Linked DNA regions of Mus musculus: region 2 is linked to region 1. Evidence: chromatin loops called from intact Hi-C (ENCODE). Cell type or tissue: left cerebral cortex. All regions are shown on one strand. Each heading gives the region's core, and the rest is flanking DNA. Links, peaks and the distances in the headings are about the cores only.

Region 1 (6,600 bases), core at 2,532-5,031:
AATGAAAGGTGTTGATAATTTAATACATACATGCACACAAACACACACACTCAAATGCACACACACATATACATATATGTATATGTGTGTATGTATATTTATGCATGTGTGTGAACATGTGTCACCAAGTAAAATGTTGGGAGTAGTCCATGTTACATCATATCTGAGGAAGTCAGAGGACAACTTTGTGTAGTCAATTCTCTCCTTGCACCTTTAAGTGGGCTCTGGAAGTCAATCTCAGGCAGGCAGTCTTGCCCAGCAAGTGCCTGACCCTCTGGGCATCTCTCTAGCCCTGCTGTCGATCATTTAAACACAAACAACATACACTAGTGTTCTTTAGAGGACAATGTACCATACTTTTGGAGATATAATCTAAAAGCTCCTAATGTACCAAGACTCCCTCAAAATCAGGCCTTCGATGGAGTGGCAACAGACGAGAGTCACATCAGATCCTAACTCAGGCTCTGAGTGCCCAAGGTCTCATTTTCACGTTTACAGTTGTCAAAAACAAACAAAAAAAAAAAAGAAAGAAAAGAAAAAGAAAACCAACCTCGTACAAGCTGATATATAAGATATTGACGAGCATGTGAAATATGTTTATTTTTAGATTTATTTATTGTTATATGTAAGTACACTATAGCTGTCTCAGACACACCAGAAGAGGGCATCAGATCCCATTACAGATGGTTGTGAGCCACCATGTGGTTGCTGGGATTTGAACTCAGGACCTTTGGAAGAGCAGTCGGTGCTCTTAGCCTCTGAGCCATCTCTTCAGCCCATGAAATATGTTAAGTCTTGTGTTTCGTTTCCTATTTCAGATTGCTTATAGAGCTTAGTCTACACATTCTGAGGCAAAGCAAAATGATGGAATTTTCATTAACAAGTGGAGGAATCAAGCTATTTCTCTTTCAGTCTTTTGGATTTTTACACCAAATGATGGATTTTTTAATCTGCTGTCACCTCCATAAACCTCTGCAACACAGAAGTGGGGAAACCTCTGTTCTTGTAAAATTCTGGTTTCTCCTTGCCTTTAAAACACTGGTTTTGGCTTTAGTATACTCGAGTTGTGATTATTTACAAGTATGCTAACTTCTGCTTAGGCGCCAGACAGCAAAAGAGTCCAGGATCTGTGTCCCTTTGTAAGCACACTATGTTGCTGGATCAGACAGGGGCTGGGTGACTAATTGCTTCATAAGAACCTCAGAACCTCAATTTTCCTTTTTTTAAGTAAAGATTATTTTTATTATCCTTAGGGGTGTGTGTGTGTGTGTGTGTGTGTGTGTGTGTGTGTGTGTGTGTGTGTGTGTGTTTGCCTGTGTGAAGGGAAGGGGAGGGTATCTGCATGTGAGTGTAGATGTGTGCACTTAAGAGGTGATGCCTGGGTCTTATTCTCACCTGATGGGATTAACAATAGCTGGTAAGTGGGCCTGGAGAGATGGTTTAGTGATTAAGAGCACTGACTGGCTAGGCAGTGGTGGTGCACGTCTTTAATCCCAGCACTTGGGAGGCAGAGGCAGAGGCAGAGGCAGGTGGCTTTCTGAGTTCGAAGCCAGCCTGATCTATACAGTGAGTTCCAGGATAGCCAGGGCTACACAAAAACAAACAAACAAACAAACAAACAAAAAGGCACTGACTGCTCTTCCAGAGGCCATGAGTAGTCATGAGTTCAATTCCCACCAAACACATGGTGGCTCACAACCATCTGTAGTGGGATTCAATGCCCTCTACTGGTGTGTCTGAAGACAGCAACCGTCTACTCACATTAAAAAAAAAGAGCTGTTGCCTAAGGAAGCCAGAGGTATCAGATTCCCCTGGAGCTGGGTGAGTTCTGGGTAATTATGAGCTACCCAGGTGGATACTGGGAACCATAATGAGGTCCTCTGGAGGAGCAGCAAGCTCTTGTAACCACTGAGCCATCTTATGAACCTCAGAAATCCAGTTTTCTTAACATATAATGGATATGTGGACTGCACACACTGGAGTCACAGATACCTTCCAAGTCCAGTTGGTCTGGCAGAGGATTGAGCAAAGGACAAAAGTGTTCTAAAAAGTGATACTCTGCTTCAAACCCATGAGATCATTTGATTTTTCCTATCACTGCCAATGTGTGACAAAACTTTCTTTAAAGAGATGTTTGCAATTGGTCTTTGGCACGGCTTTTTGGCCATCTAAAAACAGAATAAGATGCCTACCCACAGCCTCAGTGTGTCAGCACTTATCCGGGTTTGCCTCCAGACACAGAGCAATCATGGTTCACAAGTTCAAGTAGTGCCCTAGCCCTGGTTGAGCAGCTATAGGCCTGGCCTAGTATTTTTAATCCAATTTAGATCAATTGCCCCTCTGCAACCTGGACCACAAGGCTAGTATAACTCTTTTTCATCCCTCTCAAATATGAATATTTACTACAATTTTTAATAAGGTAGTGTCAGTTACTAGGAATGGTGAGTCTATAAATGAGATTTGTGATGTTGAAATGTGCTCTGGAAGACCTTCCGGTCCTCTGCAGTTACAGTTCTCTTTCTAAAAAGAATGCTGTTTGGAAAATTTACACTAAAAGTATTATTTTTTTGTATGTTTTCTTGCTCTTCATAATAAAATAAAAACATCTCAGTCATGCTTTGATAAATTCTACAACTGCAGGCTGTAATCCTGCCCTGCCTGCCAGAGGTCTATTAGGCATTAATTGGAGTTTTTAATTGTGCATGATGTTTGTAGAGGGCAGGCACAACCTTGTTGCTGTTACATATTGTTTGATTTGAATAATTCATCACGTTTTAAAAAACTACCTAGACATGATTGTAATAACCGGCCCCTATTTTTTTTTACACTAGACTGCTTAAAAATTACTGTCTGTAAATGTATTTTTAATTTAGGGAAAAAAATGTGCTTGTTTGATGGAAATGTGAATTTGCAAGAGATAGGTAATTCCCCTTCCACTGTTCTGAACACAGTGCCCAGCTTGGCAAGGCGGGCAGATTTTCAGATTCCTTTGCAATCTCTCTGGGTCTGAACAGATCCGAGCTGCTCAGCTCCAGGCTCCAGAGCTCGGGTAGCCACAATCAGCCCGAGGTCTTCCCAGTTTACCCCAGAATCCTCACCAACAGCGATCCAGCCACTCTAAGGGATCCGGATCGGTGATTCCCAACTAGTGAGGGAGCGAGCACGTTCGAAATTCAACAGAATTTAACAGATCCCACCGCCACCCAGGCATGGCTCTTATTTTAAGATTAGAAACTCTGATAGATTCTGGATAAATTCGCGTGATGGCTGAATATTTCACTAATGATAACATCTGCATTCATCTGAATGAGTGCTGCGCGCTCAGTTTCACAGATGGCCTTCCACAGGGAACAAACATCTTCAGGTGCTCCGGGTCTCAGCCCAAGACCACGCAGCTGAGGCTGTAGCCCGAGAGGCCGCAGATCCAGCCTGCTCACCCAAAAGTCCAATTAGGCCGGCTTCCCACGGCCAGTGGACACATCGCAGTGCAACTGCTGCCCCCTATCGGCCACGCAAACAATAGCCCTACCCCGCCTCGCTCGCTGGAAAAGGCCTCTGGAAAGGAAAAAAAAAAAAAGGTTCCACCACCAAGCAGTCGAGGTGGTGGTGGGGTGGTGGAAATTCTCGGAAAACCTGTTTTATATAGCCAGCAAGCTCCCACTGCCTCGTTCTAGCGCGGTTGTTCTAAAGAGATGATAAGATGTGAGCTTGGGGAGACGAAAGTGACACTGCTTGGTGGGGGAGGGGCGAGAGACCCAGAAGGTTCGATTTACGGTTTCCGCCCCCTGTTCAGTCATCTGGCCAGGGCTTAGGGGACAGCGCATGCCTTCCGTAGCGACCAGCACGTTCGTTAGAGCACAGGGTGTTTCCCCCAGGTCTCAAGCCGCTGCCTTCCCCATTGCACCTTCAGCAGAGTCCCCTGACCTGCTGCAGAGGTGACAAAGGCCACCCGCCCCGAGAATCTGTCCCCAGAGGCGTCCACAAGTAGGTGTTATCCCTCTGGTGCCTGTAATGCAAATAAAGATGTATCTCATGGAAAAGCACTAAATCCTGAGCTCAAGCCCGGGGCTCCACTGGCGCCTGTGCTGTGTGGATTCTGTCCTAGAATTGAATATTTAAAATTTGCCTCCACTTGGACACAGCCGAGACTGCTGGCGGCTGAGAGCATCGCGCGCGCGTGGGGTTACACTCTCGGGTGTTTCTAATTTCGTTTTCATTATTTTCTCCCACTTCATTACCACCCTCCTCCCAGCGCACACGCGCTCGGCCGTATCCTAACTTGTTCGCTCATGTCCATCTTTGCCTTGGAGCTTTTGGCAAGAAGATATGAGAGAGATGGACGGAGGTGAGCGGAAGAAGGGAGGGCGGGGAAGAGGTAGAATCAGCTGGCAGCCCCGACTGTGTTTGCGTAGGTAGGGGGACGCCGGAGGAGGCTCTGCGGGGGGACAACTGAGAAACCCCGCACGCGCTCGTCGCCTAGGCGCCTGCACTGTGCGGATGCCAGCAGACGCCCGAGTCCACTGGGACCTTCGGGAGCTCGGCTGGCTCCGCTTTCCCGGACTGGCCGGGTCTAGGTTCCCGGGCGGCTGCAGGTACCCACGATGCGCATCCCCGGGGGACAGAAAGACCGGGGCGGCGCCCGGATCCGAGAGCCCCTGGGCGCGGCCGAGACTCTTGGGGCCCCTGGGCGCGGTGCTACCGGGACACGGGCGGCCACCGATCTGGCGGAAGCAGAGTCTGCGGGGAGGAGCTGCCTCGCCCCGGGCGAGCCGCAGGGCTCCGGAGGCCCCGGGGAGGCCGTGCTGGGCTCCGCGCGTTCCCGCTGTGCGCCTTGGCGCGGGCACCAGGAGCCGCCCCCCGCGGGCGGCCACTTCCCGGATGGGGCCGCGCTGTTCTCCAGGACAATCGGGGCTCCTCCCCTCGCCGCGATCTTTCTAGGAGGCTACCTCCGAGATTGCCTGGCGGCTTTCTCCCTGGCGCTACCCTCGGGCTTCTCTCACTGAAAGCCCCGTAAGAAGCACATGCGGGCGGCTCGGCTAGAGATCCTTCACAGCCGCAGGAAGCCAATGGGGAACGGAAGTTCATTTGCGATTGCCCTGATTCTCGCAAAGTTACGTGCTCTGTTTTCAGCCTGACCAACAACACAGAAAATGTAATTCTGCTTTGTGTGTGTGTGTGTGTGTGTGTGTGTGTGTGTGTGTGTGTGTGTGTTTCGAAATCAGTCGTACCTAGTGACTTTCAGAGGAACCGTGGATGGATCTAGGAGAGCCGTCGTCACGCGGCAGGATCTGGCTAAAGAGACTCAGTCCCTTCCTCTCGGCTCACCCACTCTAATGGGAGTGCTAGCTTTCAATTGTTTTTCTTAATTATTGTGAGCCTCACGATATAAAAGTATTAATATGACAGAAATTGGGCATAAAATTTAAGTAGATCTCCCAAATAAGCATTAGATTTCTTGGGTCAGTAATACCCGGGATAATAGAGAACTTGAGTTTTATAACAACAAAGGAAACTTTACTCTTTAAAAGAAAATTATTATTTAGCAAACACTTACGAAGATTCTATCTTGTATCAAAACCACCCATATACACACCACTGTATTCTGTGAATCATCTGCTACGGTTCATTATACAAGCGGGCAGAACACTGGATATTTTGAAAGCCTTGTATCATTTTACTGTTCCAGAGTCAATAACAAGTAGATATTGTTTTTATATAAGATTGAAATATTGGTTTTATGAGACATGAGAGGTGATCATTCGAGTTAGTCCTCGCAGCTAATGCCACGAAGGGATTGAAGCAACCAGTCTGCCGCAATCTTCTCATTCTTGGACCAGATTTACAAAGATGTGTATTAAAACCTCTTCAGTTGGATGTGATGTAAAACAAAGCTTGTTAACAACCCCCCATTCCCAATCAGAAAATAACTCCAACGTATTTAACCAAAATTAATTACTGTATCAAACAGATAGTTCCACTCTCAAAATATGGAATTAACCAAGGTGTCCATTAGAAGAAAATGTATAGTAAAATATTCAGACCTTAAAAATGAACTAAATCAGGCAGGCCAGTGGTGGCCCATGCCTTTAATCCCAGAACTGGGGAAGCAGAGGCAGGCAGATCTCTGAGTTGGAGGCCAGCCCGATCTACAGAGCGAGTTCTAGGATGGGAAGGGTATGGGGAGAAGTGTACTAAGCACGAAATCACAGTAGGAAGAATTACTGGGCTTTCTGTAGCTCTGAAATGTAACTGTTGGTTCTCAGACTCTATGATAAAATGTGAACGTTCCACCTTTCACACTCCTCCATGGTTCCATTTGCTAGAAGAGCTTGCTGTCTCCAGTGCATATATTGTATCTATGGACTGAATCCCAAAATCTATGGACTATATCCCAAAAGATGAACAAACATTTATAGCTCAACAAAATGTATAATAATAATAAAAAGAGACTGTTAAGCATTCTGTCTAAACTCCACCCCCACAGTTACCTGGCAACAGCCAGGTATGCTTCACCCCACAGTTACCTGGCAATAGCCAGGTCGGCCTGACCTACTATAAAAGGGGCTGCTTGCCCCCTCCTCCCTCTCTTATTTCTCTCTT
Region 2 (6,600 bases), core at 1,852-4,351, 98 kb after region 1:
TTTCTAGGGTGATTAAGTATTTTTTCTAAGGCTGCTGAGAGGTAACATCAGGATTTGAATTAGGATTGTAAAAGGAAACAAAATAGAAAAAATTACTTATGTATTTAGATAACTGACACACATCTATATACTCACATCTGCACATACTTAAAATGAACTTTCTAGAGGGACTGGCACAGAGAACCTATTCAACAAATGTCACGAAGAAGAATATTGAATAGACCTATAGAACAAAATGATGCTCATACAAATGAAACATTAATGCACAATTTATTTATTTGTTTGTTTATTTATTTATTTTTCAGGACAGGCTTTCTCTTCATAGGCCAGGCTGGCCATGAACTCACAGAGATCCACCTGCCTCTGCCTTCCAAGTACAGGGAGTAAAGGCGTGCAAGTATAATTATTGCTGTTCTACAGGCTGTGAGTTCCCAACGATTTTCCGTTAAGAAATGACTTGTAAGAGACTTCAGTCCATGCTCCATGCTCCCTGTGCTCTCACGTCCCAGTCAGGCCAGTCAGCTCCTCTCACTGTCAGAGACCGCTAAATTAGAACGCAAAAGCCTGGAGGGTACGAATAGACGCCCATATCCACGTGGACTATGGAATAAATTAACATTCAAATTTTACTTTTTATTCAGCGCATGACTTCATTTTTTATGACCATGTGCTTTATAAATTATAAATAATTTATTTATACTGGTATATTTTAATGTACAGATAAATATACAAATGTTAACGTAGTCTACACGTAGGCTCTTACTGACAGTGCTGTGTAATGTGTGTTGGGTACTGTAACTTTATATGATTCATTTATGTTAAATGTATTCAACAAAAACGTAATCATAAAAATAAAGTATGTCTTCCTGGAAGTTGGAAGTTGGAAGTAAAAGTGAGGAGTGGGCTAGCCTTCCCTAAATTTTATTTTATATAGTATGCTAAAAGTAAGTCGTAACGCTTCACCCAGCAATTAAATATATCAACTTTTGCTGATTTTTAACTCTTCAAAAAGAAGCACCTCAAAACCCTCCAGAAATGTTTCCTCTGTCTGCCTTGTGTCTGTGAAAGTTGTCATTTCAAAAACAGGGCCTTCCAGCTGCTCAAAACCTAGGAAATGTCCGGGGCTTCATTTTCTCACCACTGACATCTGTGCCTACCTGGTTTGTCCCTGCCTCCTTTCTCATATAGCAAGACAGAGATAGGAGTTAGCGCAGACTTCAGACCAGTGTACTGTGGATAAGGAATACTTGTTTCTTTCTGTCAGTTGCATGCAGAGGGATATGATAGGACTTTCAGTATTATCACTTGGAATACCCGTGGTTTAGAGGATTTTTTTCTTTAAAATTTATTTTCTTTTAAAAATAAACAGAATACCACACCTCTAAACAGTACTTCACTTTCTAAACTTCATAAACTTCTTTTTCTTTAGGTTTCTTTTTCTACTCTTATGCAAGCACACATGTTCACTTAATTTATTTATGACTATGAAAAAAATATCTTAGGAACGAATCAAGGAAATAAAACAGCTGGGACAGATGTGGTGGTGCACACCTTTAATTCCAGCACTCAGGAAATAGAGGCAGTGGGGTCTCTGTGAGTTTAAAGACAGCCTGATATATCTAGTGATTTCCAGGCTAGGCAAGGCCACTCAGTCAAACCTTGCCTCAAAAAACAAAAACAAAACCACCCCCCCCCCCAAACAAACAAACACACAAACAAAAAGTCCAAAACCCAAAACCAGAACAGAAAGGTTTTCTTACTCGGTTTACTTTTAAAATTTAGGCTATCAGTTAGACTATAAAAATCATACTATTTAATCTTCAAAACTGTTTGTATTTAAGATTCTTGAAAATTTTGGATCCTGGTCAGAAGGAACTCCAGGAAAACATCTGGGACCTAGAATAGTCCCAGTGAGTTGTAGATGCTGAATAACCATTTAATGAAGGCAATCTTGGGAAAGCTTATTTTAATCTTTAAATAAAAACTAAAATCAACTCTAAGAATGAAGGAGACTAAAAGAACTCATATGCTCAAAAGATTGCTCAACTAGTTAAAAACTTGTGTGTGCATTTTATTCTGTTTTAATTCCTAGGTTCGGTTCTTTCTAAGTATCCCTTTGACTTGTTTATATCAAACTGTTAACAAGATCTGCCAAAGATACAGCATAGTAAAAATATCATTAAAACTAGATCTCGCTTTCATTGTCTCTAGAAATCACCCACCATAGAGTAGTCATATACAGCGGGAAATACATAAAACAAAGGATGTGTGTGCGTGTGCGTGTGCGCGCGCGCGCGCGCGCGTGTGTGTGTGTGTGTGTGTGTATTATAAATCTTGGCTATATTGAACCAAGAGGTCTATTTCTAAGGCAGACTGTCGATTGTCATTTTCCCACAAGGTGTGTAATTTCAGCACACCTTGTGTACCCATACAGGTGATTGCCCTCTGACTTTCAAGTGCACATTCGGCTACTTTAGCATAAGGTTTATCTTTGTTTCTGCCTGTTGTATTGATTTTTTTTCTTACTTTCTGAATTTGCTTGCTAACGAGGCAGTCACAATCTCAAAGCATTCTAGTCTTGATAAACTTATCTCGCACTATTTTGGCCTATGTGATGGCTAACCCATTGACAAAAGAAATCTAAGCTGATAAAAGCCTTTCTCGGCCACTTGTTAGCAGGCCGGGCTGTAAAATCATAACACAATGCTCGCCTCTTTCATGGGGCACCACAAGGCAGCGATCAAACCCATCCCTCCTCACTTCCATATCCAGTGGAGTTGTAGTTTATTACCATAACCCTCCCAAGTCAAAAGGACACCAGTTTCAAGCCTGGCAACTTGGTATAGAGAGGGCTTCCTTCCTGACCCCTACTCTGCTGGGCCTCACTACCTGTCTTCGCCCACTGTCTACAGGTCCCGAACATTAGAAAATAGAAAATGTGATGATCTTTGTGTGTCTCTGTGAAATGTGTGTATGTGTGCGTGTGTTTGGGTGTAACGCGCCTCCTGTTTGGCTGCGCCGCCCGTCCGTCACGGCGCGGGCCAATGGCAGGCTGCCTTATATAAAATGAGTGTTTTCAGTCTCTCCGGGTTGCATGTACTGTATGTGGAGCAGTGTACAGTGGAGCGGAGGCAGCGCGGCTCCGCAAGCTCCTCTCCACTTTCCCATAGAGAGCCCCTGACTGGCCGCTGAGGGCGAGCCACACACACGCCCTCGCGCCGCGGCGAGCCCGCGAGGTAGGCGCCCGCCATCCGCAGCCTTCGCAGGCGCTCTCCCGCACTTTCTGTTTTCCTACTCACTTGCGAGCCGCCGGGGCTGCAGCCCGAGGACTCCGCGGCAGGAGCGGCGGCAGCGGCGGCGGCAGCCGGTAGGGTGGACTTGAGGAAGGCGAGGGGAACCCGCGCGTCCGGAGCCCGAGCCGCCACCGGCCGGCGCCTCGCGGGCCACTTTCCCCTCAGCCAAAACTTTGGGTGGCGAGAGGTCGGGCCGAGGGTCGCGGCGGCCGCGCCGGCGGGCCCGGGCCGGGGGGCGCGCGGCGCTGCCCGGCGAGCGCGAGCTGGGGGCCGGGCTGGGGAGGAGTAGGCCAGCCGGTGCCAGGCTGCGTTTGCAGGCAGCACCTCTCGGCGCCCGGGCAGCGCCGCCCGAGGGGGCACGGAGCCGGGGCGCGGGGTTGAGCCGCCCGAGGAAAACAACAACGGAGCGGTCCCCTCACGCCGGCGGGCGGCTCGTGGCCGCCCCGGGAGCCCCAAACTTCAAGGAGGCGAAAGTACGTGGAGGAGCCCCGGGCAGGGCTCGGCTGCCGGGGGAGGTGGGGCCTGAGGAGCCCGGGGCAGGGGTGGAAGGTACGGGAAGGCTGCCCTCGGTGGGTCGGGGCTACATTTGGTGTGTGTGCGACGGTGACCGGGACCGGCAGCCCGGTTGCTCGTTCATCTGCAGAGTTAGGATTTGGGTGTTCCGGCCCCGAGATCGGTGTCCCCCTCACCCCCCACCCCCAGCCAAATGCGCGGCGAGTGGAGAAAGTGCTGTTCCAGTGCCAGAGTAGCCTGGAGGAAGAACAGGGGAGAGGGGAAGAAGGCGAAGAAGGCGAGAGAGGGAGAGGAGGGGAGGGGAGGGAAAGGGGAGAGGGAGGGGAAGAGAGAGAGAGAGAGAGAGAGAGAGAGAGAGAGAGAGAGAGAGAGAGAGAGAGAGAGAGAGAGAGAAACGGGAGGGAAGAGAGGAGGGGGGAGAGGACGAGGGAGGCTGTGTCAGGATTTTGCTTGAATGTGGGATTATGTTGTGTCAATAAGTTTAAGGTGGAGAGAGCGAGGCTGGGGGTGGTGGCGGTGGAGGGGAGGAGGAAGGCCTTGGCTGGTTAAAGACTCATTCTGAAGGTAAGTTATGGCATTGCACGGTCGCGATGACAGAAAACTTGCAGATCCTTTATCCGGGGATGGGGTCGATGCCTCTAGAAAGAGCTCCCCAACCCTCGGAAGCCACGCTCGTGTTACACTGTTATTTTCTGCGATCCGGGTCGCTAGTAAATTACAGAAATCAGACTGGAGGCTTCTTTCCCTCCTCCACCTCGAATCGCTCGCTCACCCTCAGAAATGTATTATTATTATTATTATTTTAAAATTTATTTTGGGGAGATCGCATGAAACTTAACGTAACTGAGACCGAACCGGATTCTTGTAATTTACAAGGACCCCGAATCCAGGAATCTGGAACACGTTTATGTGTGAAATACCCGCGATCATTTCTGCTAAATGAGGAAGGTAAAACGAAACGATGCAAAAAGCTAAGACACAACATGTACGACAGAGGAGGGGGGGGGGAGAGGGAGAGACACAGAGACAAGCTATTTTTTGCTTTCCTTTCTACAGAAAGGAAAATAAAGCGTGCATTCCCCTTCCTTCCCAGTGTGTAGGGTCTAGTCAATATTTTAACTGTCTGAGGACAAATTAGCCCAGGTGGATCTTGTTGAAAAGTTTCTCGAGGTGGGGTGGAGGTGGGGGGGGGAGGTAGCTGGAGGGGGAGGTGGGTGGAGGTGGTGGGGGATGGGGACCGAGCTAGCTCTGCCTCGGCTAATGGTCATTGGCCTGGGGCTTTGAAACCATTGCCTGTCCTGCTAATGACACGTCCAGTTCTCGTCTACCGGCCGTGGACGCCGGGCTGCTGTTCCTGGGGCTGGCTGGCGGGGACTGGGGTACTTTCCCTGCACGAGGAGGGGCGCTCTCGGCCATCCCTTGGGGCTGCCCACTCGCGGCGTGGGTTCCCCACGCGCGTCCTCTCCCCTGCGCGCCGCCGCCACCTCTGCTCGCGCGACTTTTGTAGCCAGTCTACGGCCAGGGGGCGCGGGGGTCCCCGCAGCGGACATCTCCGGGCGGCCACCCGGCACCCGGCCCCACGCGCGCCACGCCGCGCGGTCCAAGGCTGGAATGGCAGCGCGGGGCCGGGCGGCGGCGGTGCCTCCCTGGGGGGCGGCAGAGGCAGCGGCGGCGGGATCTTCGCCGGGGCCCGCGGGAGGAGGAGGAGGAGGAGGAACGGGAGGAGGAGGAACGGGAGAAGGAGGAGGGGAAGGAGGAGGAAGAGGAGGCGAAGGAGGCGTTTTTTCCCCCCAGACCGCCGCCAGTTCGAGCGGGCACGGGCACAGGGACACCCCACTCGTTGCTCCTACGTTCTGGAAAGGTGTTTAGAAGACTTTTACGCCCGGAGTGTAGGGTTTGCACTTCATTTTTTTCCTTCCCCCTCTTCCCCAAAGCAAGATGGACTCTATTGCCTTTCTCTTTCTCCCTCTACCTCTGCCTCTGTCTTGTCAGCCTTAAAGATCGACATTTTGTACTAAGATGCAAAGTTGATGGTGACCAGCAACAAAGCCTGGGTGGGCTCCCGGGATCCCTCCCTCTCTCCTTCTCCCTCGGCGTTTCCTAGCCTCCCCCACCCCGACCTCGCCGACCTGGTGGCCTGAGCTTGCTGTCGTGGGCTGTGGAGAATTTGTTTCCCCAGGTCGACTCCGATCTCCGTCTCAGAATTGTGACCCAGCCAGGCTGTTGGGAGCTGGCTGTGGCCGCCCAGGTCTGCAGCGCTGAGGGCTGCGATACCTGGACCCGCTGCTACGGTTGCTCCTCCAGGCTGCCTGGCTCTTGGGCAGAGGGAGGCACGGAGTGCCTATCGATCTTTACCGATTTGGTTACCGGTGTATTTGCCCAGGGGGTGGTGATCACTTGTGCAAGTTGATGAATGATCGTGGTGTGGGCTTTGCTGTTCAGAACAGATCAACTTTCTGCTTTGTACAGACAGAGTAGGAAGCAAGGTTCTGGGCAGACCCAGGAATGCCAGCTGGGCTGCCCCCACCCCCTTTGAATAATCAAAGATGCTTTCCCTTACTGCCCTTGCTGCTCTTTCGTGGAGGAGGGTGGAGACAGGCAAGGGGTTGGTATGGAGCTGTGCCCTTCCCTCATTGAACTCTTGGAAAGCCTTCCCATTCTGATGATGTGCTTTTATTTGCTACCTATAGGTCACTATCGTCTGACAAAGGCTTTGCTGCAGTTCATCTTCCTTCCTGTGTGCCTCCCATTTACCTTCCAGGGTAAGTATGCACACTCCTGAGAGAGGGAACTG

Evidence for each region. Peaks named below come from ENCODE experiments on the same cell type or tissue, not always from the same donor. Only the 100,000 strongest peaks of a DNase experiment are listed, where the experiment ranks them.
Region 2: a loop joins it to region 1, with 5 times the contacts of the local background. A loop is called at or near these places in 24 of 42 quality-filtered maps.

The regions. Positions count from the first base shown.
Region 1 is chr16:50,527,192-50,533,791 of GRCm38, reverse strand. All of the region lies in intron 1 of G730013B05Rik (RIKEN cDNA G730013B05 gene), which reads right to left. Among named protein-coding and RNA genes, the nearest start is that of G730013B05Rik, 4.2 kb to the right of the region's middle. In left cerebral cortex, for the core only: a CTCF peak has its summit at 3,500 (motif pointing left); DNase peaks (open chromatin) are centred at 3,500, 4,170, 4,401 and 4,897; H3K4me3 peaks cover 1,995 bases; H3K27ac peaks cover 1,414 bases.
Region 2 is chr16:50,428,878-50,435,477 of GRCm38, reverse strand. Bbx (bobby sox HMG box containing) reads left to right here and starts at 3,089. Exons shown (of 17, transcript NM_027444.3): 1 at 3,089-3,236; 2 at 6,497-6,568. In left cerebral cortex, for the core only: a CTCF peak has its summit at 3,326; DNase peaks (open chromatin) are centred at 3,052, 3,573 and 3,871; H3K4me3 peaks cover 1,751 bases; H3K27ac peaks cover 950 bases.